Regions from separate parts of the Mus musculus genome. Here region 1 is linked to region 2. The links are chromatin contacts, found by Hi-C or POLR2A ChIA-PET in ENCODE. All regions are on one chromosome and are shown on one strand. The core of a region is the stretch at or near the end of the contact, and the rest is flanking DNA. Distances in the headings are between cores, read along the strand shown. Region 1 holds the start of Hnrnpm (heterogeneous nuclear ribonucleoprotein M). Region 2 holds the start of H2-DMa (histocompatibility 2, class II, locus DMa).

The links. Hi-C counts contacts between places; a loop is a spot of excess contacts on that map. ChIA-PET counts read pairs that join two places held with the same protein, here RNA polymerase II (POLR2A).
Region 1: a map of heart shows a loop between it and region 2 (4-fold over the local background). The contact joins the promoter of Hnrnpm here to the promoter of H2-DMa in region 2. A Hi-C loop is called at or near these places in 1 of 37 maps with a recorded cell type or tissue (heart). POLR2A ChIA-PET finds 5 or more read pairs at or near these places in 2 of 5 experiments (Patski and embryonic stem cell).

The regions. Positions count from the first base shown.
Region 1 is chr17:33,682,603-33,686,745 of GRCm38, forward strand. Hnrnpm (heterogeneous nuclear ribonucleoprotein M) reads right to left here and starts at 2,856. Exons shown (of 16, transcript NM_029804.3): 1 at 2,665-2,856. The coding sequence starts at 2,777. It also overlaps a transcript of Marchf2 not described here.
Region 2 is chr17:34,121,557-34,125,612 of GRCm38, forward strand. H2-DMa (histocompatibility 2, class II, locus DMa) reads left to right here and starts at 1,276. Exons shown (of 6, transcript NM_010386.4): 1 at 1,276-1,378. It overlaps Brd2 (bromodomain containing 2), which reads right to left and starts at 1,051. Exons shown (of 13, transcript NM_001204973.1): 1 at 606-1,051.

The sequences.
Region 1 (4,143 bases), core at 1,606-4,105, 440 kb before region 2:
ACCCAATGCCCTCTCTTGGCCTCCATGTACATGCATGTTGTGCATAGACACATACGCAGACAAAACATGCATTCTCATAATATTTTTAATAAAAAAAAAAGCAAGCTAGTGAGAAGGTTCACTAGGTAATATACATGCATACTTAACAAGCACGAAAACCTGGGTTCAAATCTTAGTCAAAAGGTGGGAAGAAAAAGACACTCTGTGCTTTTAAAAGAGTTTGTTTCAAGAACTTTGTGATGCAAAAATAACAATTATTTTTCACCCACACTACAAAACTAAGTGCTGCCACTTTCTCAGGTATCCTCCATTAAGCCAGTCTGAGACCACTCAGGTTCTTTCCCACAAGGGCTATTTCATCTGATACTTCCTATGCACATTCTGTCTGTCAAATGACTCAGCCACAAGTTATCTATCTGAATACAGACAGTGGAAATTTAAAACTGTACCATAGGACCGTGTTCTATTAAAAATGCAATCTTTCATATAGAAAGGCTCTAGCGGCATTGCATTCTATATATAGGAAATAATTTTTTGCCCCTGCAACAGGGTTTCTTTGTGTAGCCCTGGTTGTCCTGGGCTCTGTAGACCAAGCTGGCCTTGAACTCAGATAATCACCTGCCTCTGCCTCCCAAGTGCTGTGATTAAAGGCATGCATTACCACTCTGGACAGAAATTAACTTCCTTAAAGCTTTTTAAATAAGGCCCTCTGAAATCCTAGAAAGTGAACCAGACGTGGTAGTACACACCTGTAATTCCAGCAACTGGGTGGAGGTGACAGAAGCAGAGGCGTTGTTCTGAATTCAAAGCCATCACAGTCTACACTGTAGACTCTACAGTTTGCCCAGGCATCTAACTCAAAAACTGAAAACAACAAAGACTAGAAGAGGGAATCTGATCCTACAAGGCATCTCTATGACAAAAGCTGAAAAATCTGAACATGAGACTAACTAAAGGTGCTCAAGTGTAGCTCAGAGGTAAGAGTGCTTGTCTAGCATCCTCAAGACCCCGAGTTCCCAAGAGGATGGAAGGGAAAGTTAAAAATGAGCACACTCCTAAGCTGAGCCTTTCTGGTAGTAAAGAGAGGCCTCTTTATCCTTTTAGTACTATGGGGTGAACCCCAGGACCTTGTGCATCTTGAGTAACTACTCTATTAATGGGCTATAATCTACACACTCATACACGACAGGCAAGTACTTATGTAGCTTAGGCAAATCTTGAGCCGAATCAGCTCTGGAACTCACGCAGCCTCTCCAGTGCTGAATAACACACAAGAACCAGTTAACCAATGGTGTTTTACTTCTCCCTAACTAAGATAAAAGATATGAAATTTCCTCCAGTAACAAAATAGCCATTACTTGGTAAATGCTTCACTAACAAGTGTTTTAAGTACTCTCAACTCCCAGAGTCCTAAAACTTCCCACCTTATACATTTGATGGAAAACAAAAATTCAGAGACATGGGCTGCTGATTTTAGAACCAAAATGTTTCTCCAGACCTCCTCAAGCTGATATATTAGTATATCAGTATGAGGAGAGTTTCACAGGAGCAGAATCTTATGGTTTCCTCCTTGAAGAAAACTTTTTAGGGCTCAGAAAGACCACCCTGTGGTCTGATATTAGGAATCGAATCTAGGGACTTTGGAGTGCCAGGTTATTGCTATGTTTTCATCCCTCTTTTTGAGAGTTAGGGTCTAGCTCAATTTCCCAATGACTAAATGGCAACCTAGACTGAACTCACTCTATATAGTCTGGCCACACTTTGCACTCTGGATCCTGCAGCTTCCCACTCCTCCCAAAAGGCTGGGACTCCTCAGGCCATGCTAGGACACTTATAATAACGAATCAAGGTCCCTAGACAGATCTCCAAGCAGGATTCCAAAAAAGGGATGATGACGTCTGTCTATTTTAATTTCTGAAACCCCGAAGTGGTGCCTCTACCCGAACACTTTAGGTCTGTTGCTAAGGATGAACACTGAGCAAGCAAAGACCATTTCTCCCATTGGTACCAACTGCACTTTAGGAAGTAGGACTATAAAGAGGGGAAAGAACTCCAGCCCAGGAGCCCGGGTCCGGGGCCATTCTAATGGAAGAAGCACTTCTTGCAGAATGAGGGTAACACCGGTGTCTCGGAACCCCGCAACAAGAGTCATGTCGACACCTTCCGGGTCGCGCCGCCGACCGTACACGTGACACCTCGCACGCGCAAGCCTCCCGCCCCTAACTTCTCAGATCTGAGAAACTGAGACAGAATACTTCCACTACTATGGATTGTATGCTGAAGGGTTGAAACTACACAGTCTTAATGGTTCAACCCTCGAGACCCCAGTGAGAGGTGCTGCGGGCCCTGATCTCCCGCAGCCCGCGCGCCATCACTGCTCTGAGAATAAAATACCAGGCCACAGGCCTGAGGCCTCGACGACGCGCTCAGACAGCCAGGAGGCTGAGGCAGCGGAGGCAAGCGCTGTCGGCAGGGGGCGATCCATTAGGCTCTCCTGGCTTCGTCGTCGTCACAGCCTTGGCCGCCCCCAACTCTCGGCAGGGAAAAGGCCTGCGCAGACGCCGCGCCGCCGTGGGAGAAGAGAAAGCGGCCCACAGACCTAACGGAGCTGCGAAGTAACCTGGCTGGAGTTAGAGAAGGATCAATTGCTGTTAGACTACTCACCCCTTCGGGCCCGGAGCTCCGTTGCCGCTCGGCACGCAGGGCGCGCCGCTCTCTTCCTCCATTTTGGGTTCTGTCGCCGCCACTTCGGCTGCCGCTTCGACCCCTGCCGCCATTTTCTCCGCGTCTGGGCTTTGTGTGAGGGAGCGGGCTCTGTCGAGCTGCGCCTGCGCGCTCACGTGACCCCGAACGACCAGTAACGCCTCCTTGTGCGGCGACCGGCTCCCGCTTCCTGCTCGCCTCGGGTCACGCCCCCTGGACGTCAGGCCACGCCTCCTCCAGTGGCAGGCCTCACTTCCCGATGTCCGCAGATACAGTTGGGTTGTGGGACAGGGGGAGAGATATGTGTCGCTCATTCGAACTTACAATACGAGCGCACATACGGACCTAGTCGGTCCAGCTTACTTTATATTTTTCCGTTTTGTTTTACTCATTAGCTTTCTTTTTTGAGGCAGGGTCTCACTATGTAGCCCTCCAGCCTCTCCCTACCTACCAAGTGCAGGAAATAAAGGCAAGCACCACCACGCCTGGCCTTTTCTTTCTTTTTCTTTTTTCAGCAACTTCATATATGTATATCATGTATTTTGCGCTTGCTTGGGGTTTTGCTGTTGTTGTTGAGACAGTTTCTAGCCAATACTGGCCTTGAATGTCTGAGCTGCCGCCTACACCTCTTGAGTGCTAGAATGATAGGCCAGAGGAACCAGGCTAATCAGTGCTAGGAATTGAACCCAGTGATTTGAACATGCTAGCAGTCTATCAACTTCAATCCCTGACCCTATACTGTTCTTTTATCATATTCACCTACCATTGCCCTTTTATTTCCCGCATTTCCACTGTACCTTCTTTCCAACAAGTTCCTCCATGTACCTCCTTGTCTTTGTTTTATGACCTACTGAGTTGGGTTTGCTTGCAAGAGCATAGATTAGGGGTTGATTTATTGGGGCAACTAAATAGGTGGCTACAACACTGAGGAAAATGACACCTCTTTCCTCCAGCATCTACTACCAATAGATCTTCAGGGAAGGGTGAAGCCTCCCAAGGCTCCCCCACCCCAACATGATGAGGTTCTATCTTGTGCAAGTAACCACAACTGCTTTGACAATGTCCGTGGCATGTCAAGGAGAGATCAGCTTTCCTTAAATGGAGAAAAAATATAAAAATTATGTTGGCAGGAATTATTTTTATTGGGGGGGGGATGGAGGGGGAATGATTGAATACAGGCTTTGAGCATGCCATGGCTGGCATGTGGGAATTGATTTTCTCTTTCCAGTAATCAAATTTAGGTTGTCAAACTTGGCAGCAAACATCTTTACCCACTAAGACAGAGCCAACCCTGCATGCAGAATTCTTGACAGGTTAATATCAAACTAAAACTCTCCATGTAATTCAAAGCATTAGAAGAGATGTATAACAGAAACCTCCCTCCCACCCTTTTCCGACTCCTCTTTTCCCCTTCTTTCCCCTCCCTCCCTCCTATTCTAT
Region 2 (4,056 bases), core at 26-2,525:
CAAACAGCTAAGAGCCCGGAGGGGATGCGCAGCTGGGAACAGCAGGCCCCACAGGCCGCGTCCTCGTGAAAAGCACACAAACTCGACCGAGCCTCCATCACGCCATGTGACGATGGCGAGCCTGCTACCCTTGACACAAAGGGAGCTTAGGGAGTCCCTGGGGAGGCAGGGAGTCGGCGCCAGGGAACCACACCAGTTCACCTCCAGAGCTGCCAACTCCTAAGCTCTCGCATCCCACGACCAACACTCACACTCAGCCTACGGGGTCGCCCTCCCCTCGCCCGCCCAAAACATCCCATCTCACCTGGCTCCCGATTCCTGTCCCCCCCCCCCCCCCCGGTGACGGGTGCATGGGGCACAAGCCACCCTCGCCCCTTTGCCCTCCGATGGGTATGTAGGCACGAGGTTGGCCATTCCCCTCCCCCACACAGTGGCCCTCTTGCGCTGGCCCCAGTCCACACTCCCATTGGCTGTCAGGTGTTTGAAAGACAAGTCTTTCCCCCTTGGGATTTTTCTCCTGAACCCCAAGAATTCTTCCCACTCCCCACCTTTACTTATGCATTTAAATGACCGATGGCGTCCCCGCCCCAGGGGCCCCTGCTCACCTGGATCCAGGAGCCACGGGGGGGCCCTCGAAAGTCGCCCTCAGCCCGGCTGGGGGGGGAGCAAGGAATCCGGGGTGTCAACCCCCCCGGAAGCCGAGAAGGCGTTGGGGGAGGGGGCGTAGCCCCCAGCCCCTCCCTTCCCTAGCCGCTGGGGGTGGGGGGAAAAGCATCGGGGCCGCGCGGCCACGTCAGCAGCGCTCCGACTGGCTGGGGCGGGTCACGTGTCCGCCCCCCCTACGGCCACGAGGGCGAGGTTTCCGAACACTGCGGAGGGTCGTGAACGGGGTCACAGGGACTGCAAGGCCCAGACCTGTGTCCCGAGACCCCAGACCTCGCTAAGGCTGTTGCCTCGCCAGGTCCCCGGCCTCCCTTGCGCCTGTGGTCGCCCCCGTCCCCCCCACTCGCCTCTCGGTACGAGTTCAGCATGGCTGCCGCAGCCCCACGAAACACATAGCGCATGCGCAAGGGTGTGCCTGGTCTGGGGGGAGGGGAGGCACGGGTCGCGGGGAGAGCCGCGGTGCGCAGGCTCAGTGCGCCCCGAGCCTCGGGGCCACCTCGTTGAGCGATGGGTGTGGCGGGAGCGCGCGGGCCTGCGCCCCGGTGGCCTCCCCCCCCTCCCCACCGCGGCGGGGGGAATAGGTTCTTCCGGCTCCGGTCTGAGGCGTTGCCTGGCACTTTCTGGCCAGAATCCGCGGGGCCCCATGCTGTGGTCCCAGGAGGCACGCGGGTCCTGGCTGCAGCAGCGGGACTGCAGGGCGAGCCTCCCTGGAACGGTGGGGGTCCGCTTGGATGTTGCACGCTCGATTTGACGTTTTAATCGGGAGGAGTTGTGGGGTTCCTCGAATTTCTTAAACTGTTTCTTTTTTTTTTCCTCTATGAGACTTGAAAATACCCGAATCCTGCCTTCGAAGTATACCACCCGTGTTTCTTTCTCTGATCGTGTACAGGTAGACCATTTATTAACATAGAGTTCTACTTCGTCATTTCTGCTCGTTTTGATCATGATTCTTTCCTGACATTGTCTATACTCTGTTTCTGTTTCTGTGACCTGCCTTACTAGTTTGTTTCTCAGTCTTGAATTCATCCTACTAAAGTTTAGGGTGACAACTTAAAAACAATGCAGTTGACTTAAAGTGCGAAGCTCGCGCTTATCTCTGTTGTCTTTTGTCTTTGAAGGTATGGTCTGGATTTACACTCTGCACCAGCAGCCCACCTGTATTTTCCGTGTGTAGAACAGGGCATGTCTCTTATTTTATCGGGGCTTCTCAGTTGAAGGAAATTGCTTTTGACTTGGTCACCTTTCTCTGTTAACCTAAGTAACTTCCTGTCCATTTTGCTCTCTTAGCCAAAAAGAAAACCCTATTCAGTACCTACCCTGTCTCTAAGTAGCCAAAAAGAAAACCCTATTCAGTACCTACCCTGTCTCTAAGTACTCCGTGGCTTTCTCAACTTCCTTGCACAGCAGGACTTGGACTTACAAGACTCTCCCTGCTTGTCTCCTCCCAGTTCTCTTATTTCCCACTTCATGCAGCCCCAGAGTGTGACCTCACCACCCTACTTAGCAGGACCTCCCAGCTGCCCACCCCAGAGTCCACTTCTGATTTCTCCCTGACATTGCCCATGCATGTCATGTTCCCAACCCCCAGTCTCCCTTTTGTACATTTGGGTAGCTGGTTCCTGCTGTTTGTCTGGAATGCTTCTACATCTTCAATGACTCAAGCCTTTCAACTCCACCGTAAGATTAGACAGTTCTCTTGAGTGGAACTTCCTATGAAAAATTCCTGCCTGGATAACCCCAGACACTGGAGCATGCTCAGAATTGATGTGGGCTGTCCGGCGCATCTGATCTGCTGCTGTGTTATTCTGTCCATGCACGATGTCCTCACCTCTCCTTACAACTTTATATTCACCTGAACTTACCATTCCCTTCTTCATCTATCAATGCACACTGCTGTGTCCTCAAGAACCAGGCAATCGTGCCTGTGTCTGCTGCATCACCTGGACTTGTTATTTGTACTGTGCAGTAGCAACTTGAATTTAAATCAGTATTACATGCTGTTTAGATTTGTTTCATAGTGGCACCAGCCATATTTTCAAGTTCTCAGTGGCCAGGCATGGCTAGTGGCTAGGACATGAAGCCATAATTCCACGTGCTCTGGGTTTTGTCCACGGCCCTGAAATTGCGTATTAAATTGTGGCTCCCTGGGCTTTCCCTCTTTTTTTTTTTTTTTTTTTTTTTTTTTGGTTTTTCGAGACAGGGTTTCTCTGTATAGCCCTGGCTGTCCTGGAACTCACTTTGTAGACCAGGCTGGCCTCGAACTCAGAAATCCGCCTGCCTCTGCCTCCCGAGTGCTGGGATTAAAGGCGTGCGCCACCACGCCCGGCATGGGCTTTCCCTCTTGACCTATGCTAGAACTCAGCTCCTGTGTTTTGTTTGTTTTTGTTTTTTTGAGACAGGGTTTCTCTGTGTAGCCCTGGCTGTCCCGAAACTCACTTGTAGACCAGGCTGGCCTTGAACTCAGAAATCCTCCTGCCTCTGCCTCCCAAGTGCTGGGATTAAAGGCATGCACCACCACTGCCCTGCTCTGTGTTATCTGTTAATCCCAGGCTTGTCGGAAAGGTCTGCTTCCTGTTGCCAGTCTCCAGTTAGCCAGTTCCTCTCCAGCCCCCTAGCCGACTCACAGAGCAGTTTCCCAAACGGGTCACGTGTCAGTGTCATCTTGGATTTTTTCTCAGTGCTTTACACATAGTTCCTTCTACAAGGAGCTGCCTTTCCTTCATTTTAAACCAACAGCTGCGAACAGTTTACTCTCAACACTTAAAGTAAGCTGACTTATTTGAATCCACTTATGATCGTACCTTTTATAGTGAACTGTGATTGCCTGTTTCTCCTTATTATGAGACTTCATCCTGAGGGTGTGACTATTTTGTGTTGTGTGTGGTTTGTGTGTGAGAGAGAGGGAGAGGAGCAGGGTCTCACTATGTTGATATGGTTGATCTGGGACTCTGACTCTAGTTTTCACAGGAAACTGAAAGATGTTGAATCACTTGTCCAAGATCAGACTGTTGCTAAGTAGCAGAGCTAGGATTTGAACCCATAATCTACTTCTGACTGGTGTGTTATCAGAGTACACAGCTCTACAGAGTTCTAGGTCTGGATTGGGACCAAAGAATTGAAGGCTAGGGGAGGGACACTTAAGAGTTATCCTTAAGGTGATGGCCATAGTAAGGTAGATAAGCTTTTTAAGAAGGAAAAATTGTGTTGAGCTTTGAGTCAAGGATTAAGCTTAGGTGTGGTGGCACCTGCTTTTTTTTTTTTTTTTTTTTTTTTTTTCTTTTTTTGGTTTTTCAAGACAGGGTTTCTCTGTATAGCCCTGGCTATCCTGGAACTCACTTTGTAGACCATGCTGGCTTCGAACTCAGAAATCCATCCGCCTGCCTCTGCTTCCCG